Linked DNA regions of Mus musculus: regions 2 and 3 are each linked to region 1. The links are chromatin contacts, found by POLR2A ChIA-PET in ENCODE. All regions are on one chromosome and are shown on one strand. The core of a region is the stretch at or near the end of the contact, and the rest is flanking DNA. Distances in the headings are between cores, read along the strand shown. Region 1 holds the start of Ddit3 (DNA-damage inducible transcript 3). Region 2 holds the start of Os9 (amplified in osteosarcoma). Region 3 holds the start of Cdk4 (cyclin-dependent kinase 4).

Region 1 (2,985 bases), core at 29-2,528:
AATGAAGGTCTGGAGCGAAGGAGCAGTCTGGCCAAGGACCTGTCACCGTCGCACCATCCAATAGCAACCGGTCTTGGTTCAGTTTCTACTTAAACTCTGGCTTGCCCCTCTTGAGTCTACGACAGACTATGTAATAGGCCACCACATGGCCTCTGTTTTCATGGCACAAAAAAAAAAAAATACGTTTTGCAAGATGTTTTTACTTTTACTCAAGTTTTCTCCACAGAGCTGCTTTTTACCTTTATCGTTGTTTAATTTACAAATGAGTAAGGTAGAATCCTTGGACAAATTAAACTAGAATCTGTGTTTCCTCTGATGACCCAGTCCAGGGCAATCATGCGTTCAAGTGCATGCACGTCCCAGGCTCTACTGTAGGTCGTGAACTCAGACAGCTAGAGGCAGGAGGCCAGCTCCTCAGCAGGGAGTCACAGGACTCGCTATCTCGGAGAAGGAAGAGGGTGGATACTGGGCTTAGTGAAGGGCGTAAGAGCATCACACAAAGCAGGGGTGGGATGAGGAGGAGGCAGCAATCTACACTCTGTAAAGAACTTCAATCCTAGCACGTAATGGACGATTCAGAAACAAGCGTTAAAGGTGCCTCTCTGAGAGAAGCGGGTGGACTATCAAGGAACTCAGTCTTTGGGACGCATTAGAAGGCTAAAAGAGGAGGAGAGCTCTTAAAAGATTCGAGGAGATGTCAATCCAGGTGAACAAATTGGAAACTTTAAAGAGGTTCCAGAGCCCCGGTGCCCATTAGCTGGGAGGGGCCAGGGAAAATGGGAGCCTTTCATGGAGGAGTAAGTTAAAGGTGATGGGAGGTGGGCAGACAAGTTCAGGAAGGACAGCCGTTGGGGCCGTTGGACACTGGGAGCTGGCGCTCCGCCCTCTTTCCTCTCTCCCCCATAGCCCCCCTCCCGCACCTCCCACCACCATCGACGTCCCCTGCGCGTGCGCGCGCGGACACCGGTTGCCAAACATTGCATCATCCCCGCCCCCCCATCCCCTCCCTCGCCGCGCTCTCCTCCGCGCGCGCGCATGACTCACTCACCTCCTCCGCGAAGCCGCGTGACCCAAAGCCACTTCCGGGTCCGAGACAACGTAGACTCTCAAGCCAGAGGGCGCGATGGGGGTGGGGCCGTGAGACTCCTGAGTGGCGGATGTAAGGGATGAGGCGGAGCCAGTGCCAGCGTGCCGCTTTCTGATTGGTAGGCTCCTGGACCCTGCCCCCCCCCCAGGAGGGGCCGGACAGCATAAAGGATACTCGCTCTCCGCTCTTGAGGTCAGTTATCTTGAGCCTAACACGTCGATTATATCATGTTGAAGATGAGCGGGTGGCAGCGACAGAGCCAGAATAACAGCCGGAACCTGAGGAGAGAGGCGAGTACTGGCTCCGTCTAACCCTTACCTTCCCATCCTGGCCAGCATAGCTATTTTATAAAGTTGGAGACAACTGTTCTGGAGGATGTAGCCCCACCCCTTCCACTGTAAGCTTGTAGACTGGGAAGGGTGAAGGCCGGGAATCCCTGATTCAGGAATGGTGCTTACAGGCCCTCTCTTGCATTGGGCGATTGCATTCCCGTTCCCTTGTCTCGAGTTGGTCCCCACTCTGCAGAGGGACTCCGGTTGCCTTCGGGAACTTGTCTCTGTAGTGCGAACTGCGGGCCAGCTTAGGCCTGGGCAGTTCGCAGGAAAGGCGGGGCAGCAGGACACACCCCCAAAGTCGGGGACTCTGGCTGTCTCAGCCTTTTCTTCACCAGCCTCATTCCCCCCAACTCTTTCAAGCTGAAGCGCCTCAGTCAAGGGGCCAACATGGCCACGTTAGTAGCTGACTCTCAAGTTCAAGAGAACGCGAAGACTGACAGATCTTTGCGAGTGGGGGTGCTGGTGGGAGGAGCATAGATGGGTTTTTCCCTTTTCCCCAGAGGTTTCTAGGTTTCCATACAAGAGAGCAGCCTGGATCTCTTTAACTATGGGAAATTATTTGGGATCTCTCCAGGGTCTTCTGCTTCTCCCAGGGCTGATTGATCTCTGCTTCTTTCCTCAGTCCCGTCTCCTAACTAAACTGTGTAACCATTGCGTCAGGCCAGCCCACTGTTTGTCTCTGCACCCTCAGGCCTGGGGCTCCTCTGCTGATGAAAGCCAGGTCCCACACACTGGAAGACCAAGGGAGTTTTCCCTAGAGGACAACCCTGCAGAGAAACACTCAGGGCAATATTGCATCTGCAGTCCCCAGAGACAGCCAGCTCCGCTCTGCCTTTAGGCTCAGTGGGCTTAATTCTCTATAAGGGAACTTGGGGGAGGGGCTTTTTCCCCATTCATTCCTAACAAATGCCTAATAAGCACCCACTATGTACCAAGTATCTGGGGACCCAGGGTATATTAGGAGCAAAAGATAAAACTGTTCTCAATAAAACTTACATTTCAGTATAAAGCAAAAGGGAAAAAAAAAACAAAAGCAGGGCAGAATAGTTCAGGGCGGTGACTAGAGGTTGTCATCAGAAGCCAAGCCTGTGAGCCAAGCCCCGGTGTTAGAGCTTTATAGAAGGGAGAGGCTGAGCAACAGAGTTAAGATAAGCATGCCATGCCGGTATCTTTAGGAACAGGACTAGAGTAAGCAGGAGAGGGTGATGAAAGGAAACTCAAGCAGCCGGTCTCATAGAGCCTTGCAAGCACCCTCATGATGCTAATCTTTAACAATCATGAAACAGGAAGCCATTGGGGGATCTGAGCAGAGGAATGATCATAGCACATGCATTTAATTCCAGCACTCAGAGAGGCAGATCTCTGAGCTCCAGGCCAGCCAGGGCTACATTATGAGACCCTGACTCAAAATAAATACAAAAACAAAGGGTTAGGTATGTAGCTCAATAGTACACTGCTTGCCTGGTATGTAGAGGACCCTAGGTCAACCCACAGCCGTGAAAATAAAGTAAAAGACAAGAATAGAAACAGGAGGTCTCAGCTGAACATAGTGGCACAGCCTTT
Region 2 (3,030 bases), core at 71-2,570, 170 kb before region 1:
GAGACGCACATCTAAAGTATAACTGATCCCCACCCATGCCCTTTCTTCTTCTTTTCTTCTTCTCTTCTTTCTTCTTCTTTCTTCTTTCTTCTCAGACAGGGCTATGATGCTCTGTGACCCACCTGGGATCACAGGCATAAATCATTCCCTGCCCTCCATAAAGATAAGAAATCATGGTATCCTTGAAGCACTTGGATGAGGACTCCCACAGGTTCAAGTATTCACTGAACTTCGTGGAATACAATGGCATCCTGAGGTAATGAGCAATAGGAGCAGGAGGTGACTTTACAGGTAGGCTCCAGCTCTTCTGGTCCCACCACCGTCCTTCTGATGTTGGTTTAACCTATTTTGAGATCTTCTATCTTAACCTTTCCCTACATTCAGCAGAGTCTTTGCTTTGCACGCCCCCACCCCACCCCCCACGCTCCCCCCCCCCCAAACATATCTAGTACACCAATGGCCCTTTAACTCCCACTGGCCTCCATTCCGGTTCCCAAGCCTTCCCTCCGCCCACCCCAGTTCCTTTCACCTTCAGCAAACAAGGGGCATCTCTCATTGGGCTCAACAATTCAGGGATCCCGGGCCCCTGGTAAGCAGGCGTCTCCTCCTCTCTTTCACGTTGGAAGTGAATAGCTCCAGCTGGTAGGCGGCACTCATAGCGCTGTTTGTACTTTGAAGACACAACCACCACGTCTGAAGCTTGGCTCTGGGAAAGAAGGGTCGGGAAGAGGGGCAGGGAGGCAGAGGCTGGGACCAAGAACAACGAGATCCCTCTTCAGACCCTGGGGACGTGCCCAGTGGAAGAGAGAATAAGCCACAAGTCCTCCAGCTGCCCCGGCTGAGCGGAGGAGAGGGCGTTCTCGCTTCCCCACCCGGCGGGGTCCCAGTGATTTCACTACGACCTGGGGAACTAAGGTCTACAGTGGGGAGCCCTACCCCTGTCGGTGCCTGGTCTCCGAGGATGGGTCTGCCTGCCATTCCCAGCAGGACCGCAGGAACACCACCATCCCTTCTCCATTCCCCCATTCTCCCGAGCCCGGTGCGCAGTTGCCCTTCCTCCTCCACCGTGCGCCCCTTCCTCTTGCACAGGACCCTCACCTCGCCCCACACCCCTTACCTGCCCTCCCATGACAGGCAACGGCAAGATCTGGATGCCATAACGCATCTCACTCAGCTCCTCCAAATTCAGGCTCCCGACACCGCCCGTCAGACGCGCAGGTAACAGGAGCCCTAGAAATAGCAATCCCAACAGACTGGACAGCAGCACCTCCGCCGCCATCTTCCGCTCCGTCTCTGCTAGAGATGTCCCTTCCGCCCCAAACCTGGCAGCGGCCTCACCCGCCCATTAGCGCCCCAAGCTTTCATTGGCTGTCCGGGAGCTCTCTCTTACGTAACGCATCCTCATTTGTAAACGTGGCGTCAAAGCCTCCAGGGAGGCGGGTCGCATTGTTAGTAAAAATCAATAGCTGTTTCTGATTGGCCAAGAGCAACAACCAATCATCGGCGAGATTGGGCCCCTCCCCTCCTCGCTCCTTAATCCTGAGGTGTGGTATGTGGCTGTGTTCTTTTGCCTGTTGTCTCATCCCCAGCTGTCGGAAATAAACCTTCTTACTATTTTTCATATATTTCTTGCAATGTATGGCATCTCCATCGGGCAGAATATTGAAGCGGATGGTGAGTGCGGGGGATATTTTTGGAAGTTACTTAATATCTTTTCAAAATATACTATACAGAAGCATGCTTCTTCATAAAAATATACATATATCGCACAGATATTTATGTATGTACATATATAATTATGTACATATTTACATTTATATACACACAAATATACATGTACATATTTTTATATACACATATATGATAATATATTACCAACAACCAAATAATCTGTGTCAAAACCTGAATTTGCCCTCCAATAAAATTATTTTAAGAAGGAGAGTGTGGTAGTGCATGCCTGTAATCCCGACACTCATGACACAGAGGCAGGAGGCTCAATAATTCAAGGTCATCCTCTTCCATATTGTGAGTTTGAGACCAGCCTTCGATATTTGAGTCACACTCTCAAATACACACAGACACTGGCTTAGCAGGGTTCAAGCTGCATCACAGTTGGTGTACACACCTGGAATCCAAGCAGTCATCCTTGGCTACATAGAGTTGGGTTCAAGCCTGGAATACATAAGACTCTGTCTCAAAAGAAGAAGAAATAATAATGGAGCCAACAGTGGAGGTAGATGCCTATAATTATAAGCTGAGGCAAAAAGATGAACAGTAGGAGCCAGCCCAGCTTATGAATAGCAATCTTTGAGGAGGAGGAGGAGGAGGAGGAGGAGGAGACAAGGAGGAGGAAGGCAGGGGAGAGGAGAAGGAAGAACTAAAAATAAGGGCCTTCTGGTTAAAGTTGGGCTGGGTCTTGGGTATGTGGGTAAAGTGTCTGTTTGTCCAGACTGTAAGGGAAAACCTGTAAAAACAAAAGGGAAATGAAGCTGGAAACAGACGGTAACTGAATTAGCAACCCTGAGAATATCAATTCCTAGACAACGGCAAACGAGAGACATTATATACCATTGGAAAATTTCTGCGGGGAAGCTCACCACGCCAGGGGAAAATCTAAAAGATACACAGACACATATCCTGCTTTTAACACCTTGGGTTATGTGCCTGCACACAGACTTTTCGATCAGATCTTCATAAGACCTCACAGTTAAAAACTCGGAAAGCCAAGCACAGTTATCTATCTAAGGGAAATCCTTAATACACAAGAAAGAAACCAAAACAAGCAAGTCAGAAAGGAAAAAGCAAATTGGAGGCTAGAGAGATGCCTGGGGTGGAAGAGGCAGGGGTAGATGGAAAAGTGTTTTGGTGTAGGCCTGAGTTCATAGAAAAATCTAGCTCAGCCGACAATCTGTCATTTCAACTCATCAGGGCAGTTTTATGTCAGTGTGACACAAGCTAGAGTCATCTGAGAGAAAGGTGCTCCGCTGAGAAAATGCCTCCACAAGATCAGGCTGTAGTCCAGCCCATAGG
Region 3 (3,021 bases), core at 379-2,878, 230 kb before region 1:
GATGGAGCAGGAGGATCAAGTATTTGAGGCTAGCTACGTGTCCATTTCAAGACCAACCTGGGCTATATGAGACCTTGTTCCATTAAAACAAAACAAATATCCACAATAAAATAAATCAGAGCCAAAATCGTTGCTCATGCCTATAAAAACAGCATTTAGGGGCTTTAGCACAAAAATTGCAATTAATTTGAGACCAGCCTCAACTCTAGTGTCTCAAATATGATTTTAGAATTTAGGGTTCAGGAATATAGCTCAGTGACTGAACCCATGCTTACTGCATATAAAAACACTAACTCCAAGCCGGGTGTGGTGGCACACGCCTTTAATCCCAGCACTCAGGAGGCAGAGGCAGGCAGATTTCCAAGTTCGAGGCCAGCCTAGTCTACAGAGTGAGTTCCAGGACAGCCAGGGCTACACAGAGAAACCCTGTCTCGAAAATCCAAAAAACCAACCAAACAAACAAACAAAAAAACACTAACTCCAATCCCCAGCACCCCCACCCCAAATCAATTTAAAATAGCTCTAGATTTTAGGCAATTTTTCACAAATGGGAACATGGTCCTTCATCCCATATCCCTAAGAGGTGGGAGACAATAAAGGAGTTGGAGCAGACGAAATCGTCACACAGATCTACCTCTGTCTAACTAGATTTCTGTAGGCAGACCATTTAGGAAACGCTGATCAGATCAAGAATATGTTCTAAGCTGGACTGGGGAAAAAATAGGAACATGACCCCAACGAGGAGTTGCAGGTTTGCAAAAGGACACGTCATCTTCCAGCAATGTGGTGGTGACTGACCCTGGACATGCTTACCCTGTCATCTGTTTATGCAATCACATATATATGTAGCAATCTTAGTGTAAAGACTCTTGTAAAATCAAGAACCCCTATTTTCAATCACTTCTTGCTGCTTTTAATATTCCTGGGGAGGTTTACAGGTTGGGAAGAGGGAGGGCATTAAATTGCTGCCCCCCCATACCCATACAGTGGCTTATTATATTTCCTTCTGTCCATCTTTTAATCCTAGTTTCCTCCTCAGATAGAAATTATTTATTCCCTGTTTTATAAGACCACAATTACCTATACTAGTTATCTTTATCATCACTTCAAAGGGCGAGTGACTGAGACACCAAAACAAAAACATCGCATACCAACTGGAAGGAAGCACTTAGTAAAATTGTGTTGAATGAATGAGTAAAAGAAAGACACAAATACGAATGTTTCCCCATGGCGGTGGAGTGGAAATGTTACAGCACCATTTCTGGCACCAGGATCTCCCACTAACACCTCGACCTCCCGCCCACTCAGAGACCCATAGTGAGACTGAAGATGCGCTCTGGCTCGGCCTTGAGCCCAGAGTTGAGAGCTGGTTGGCCCGGTTGCCATGACACCGCCTTGTGCTCCACCCTCTCTCGCCCCCACACACCCCCTCGGCAGTCAGGGTATGGCAGCCAGTCACGTGCCACACAGCGTAACCACACCTCTGCTTCCCAGCGCAAAGTCAAGGGGTCACGTGGGATAGCAACAGGTCACGTGGCCGTCAGGGCCCCGCCCCCTTCCCCACCACACCCCTCCCATCAAAGCAGCCCGGGTTGCCCACTGCGCAAGGGTGAAGATCACGTGTCCAGAACGTCCGGCGCCCGCCCCGCCCCCCGGGTTTCCGCGCGCCTCTCTGGCAGCTGGTCACATGGTGAGGGTGGGGGTGAGGGGGCCTCTCTAGCTCGCGGCCTGTGTCTATGGTCTGGCCCGAAGCGTCCAGCTGCCCGGGACCGATCCCCGGTGTATGGCGCCGCAGGAACCGGCTCCCGGGCCCAGATAAAGGGCCACCTCCAGAGCTCTTAGCCGAGCGTAAGGTGAGTGCAGTCTCATCCAGGATCGGGGGACCAGTCCCCGCCACCACCAGCACCCTCCAGCTCCCCACGCGTGCGCGTCGCTGGCTGATTATGGAAGGTGGCCCAATGGCGGGAAGTGGGGCCTTTGTGGTCGCGGGCAAGGGTGTGATTTTGGAGAGTGAAGTGCAGAATCTTCGGTGCAAACCCTGTGCACTGTGTGATCCTCTTTGTGCCTAGTGCGATGTCCTCCGAAAGGAAAGAAAGCATTCTTTTTCTTCCTCCGGGACAAAACGTGGCCGGAGGAGGAGGGTTTGATGGGAGTCTTTGTGTTACCTAAGGCGCGGGCCCTGGAAGTGTGGAGGGGTGGGATGTTGCTGATCGCGTTGGCGAGGTCTTGTGCAGGAGTTCCTTTGTTACCGCCGGGTCATCCCCCTCCTAACCGTGAGAGTGAGTTTGGTATTAGAAGCCTCTGTGATTGTAGATCCCCTGCTTCGAGAATGGCTGCCACTCGATATGAACCCGTGGCTGAAATTGGTGTCGGTGCCTATGGGACGGTGTACAAAGCCCGAGATCCCCACAGTGGCCACTTTGTGGCCCTCAAGAGTGTGAGAGTTCCTAATGGAGGAGCAGCTGGAGGGGGCCTTCCCGTCAGCACAGTTCGTGAGGTGGCCTTGTTAAGGAGGCTGGAGGCCTTTGAACATCCCAATGTTGTACGGTGAGAAGGTTGGATTGGGAGTGGGGCGGAGAGGACAATAGGACCCGTAAGGCAGGAGTGGGACCCTAGAACGCCAGAGGCCACGTTGAGACAAAGGGGACGACTAGCTGGTGATCATTTGTTCTTCTCAGGCTGATGGATGTCTGTGCTACTTCCCGAACTGATCGGGACATCAAGGTCACCCTAGTGTTTGAGCATATAGACCAGGACCTGAGGACATACCTGGACAAAGCACCTCCACCGGGCCTGCCGGTTGAGACCATTAAGGTGAGTAGGGGTGGGGCTGGGGGCGAGGGTGGACCGATCTTTGCAATAGAAGTTGTTGGGATTTTGAAGTGATACATAGTTTCCGGTGTTCTGTGCTTTCTTCTTGAAAAACAGGATCTAATGCGTCAGTTTCTAAGCGGCCTGGATTTTCTTCATGCAAACTGCATTGTTCACCGGGACCTGAAGCCAGAGAACATTCTAGTGACA

What was found. ChIA-PET counts read pairs that join two places held with the same protein, here RNA polymerase II (POLR2A).
Region 2: POLR2A ChIA-PET joins it to region 1 with 10 read pairs in Patski. The contact joins the promoter of Os9 here to the promoter of Ddit3 in region 1. POLR2A ChIA-PET finds 5 or more read pairs at or near these places in 3 of 5 experiments (Patski and embryonic stem cell).
Region 3: POLR2A ChIA-PET joins it to region 1 with 25 read pairs in embryonic stem cell. The contact joins the promoter of Cdk4 here to the promoter of Ddit3 in region 1. POLR2A ChIA-PET finds 5 or more read pairs at or near these places in 4 of 5 experiments (Patski and embryonic stem cell).

What each region holds. Positions count from the first base shown.
Region 1 is chr10:127,289,515-127,292,499 of GRCm38, forward strand. Ddit3 (DNA-damage inducible transcript 3) reads left to right here and starts at 1,279. Exons shown (of 4, transcript NM_007837.4): 1 at 1,279-1,377. It also overlaps a transcript of Mbd6 not described here.
Region 2 is chr10:127,119,840-127,122,869 of GRCm38, forward strand. Os9 (amplified in osteosarcoma) reads right to left here and starts at 1,321. Exons shown (of 15, transcript NM_001171026.1): 1 at 1,118-1,321; 2 at 530-706. The coding sequence starts at 1,279.
Region 3 is chr10:127,061,907-127,064,927 of GRCm38, forward strand. It overlaps Cdk4 (cyclin-dependent kinase 4), which reads left to right and starts at 1,629. Exons shown (of 8, transcript NM_009870.4): 1 at 1,629-1,853; 2 at 2,314-2,547; 3 at 2,679-2,814; 4 at 2,929-3,021. The coding sequence starts at 2,330.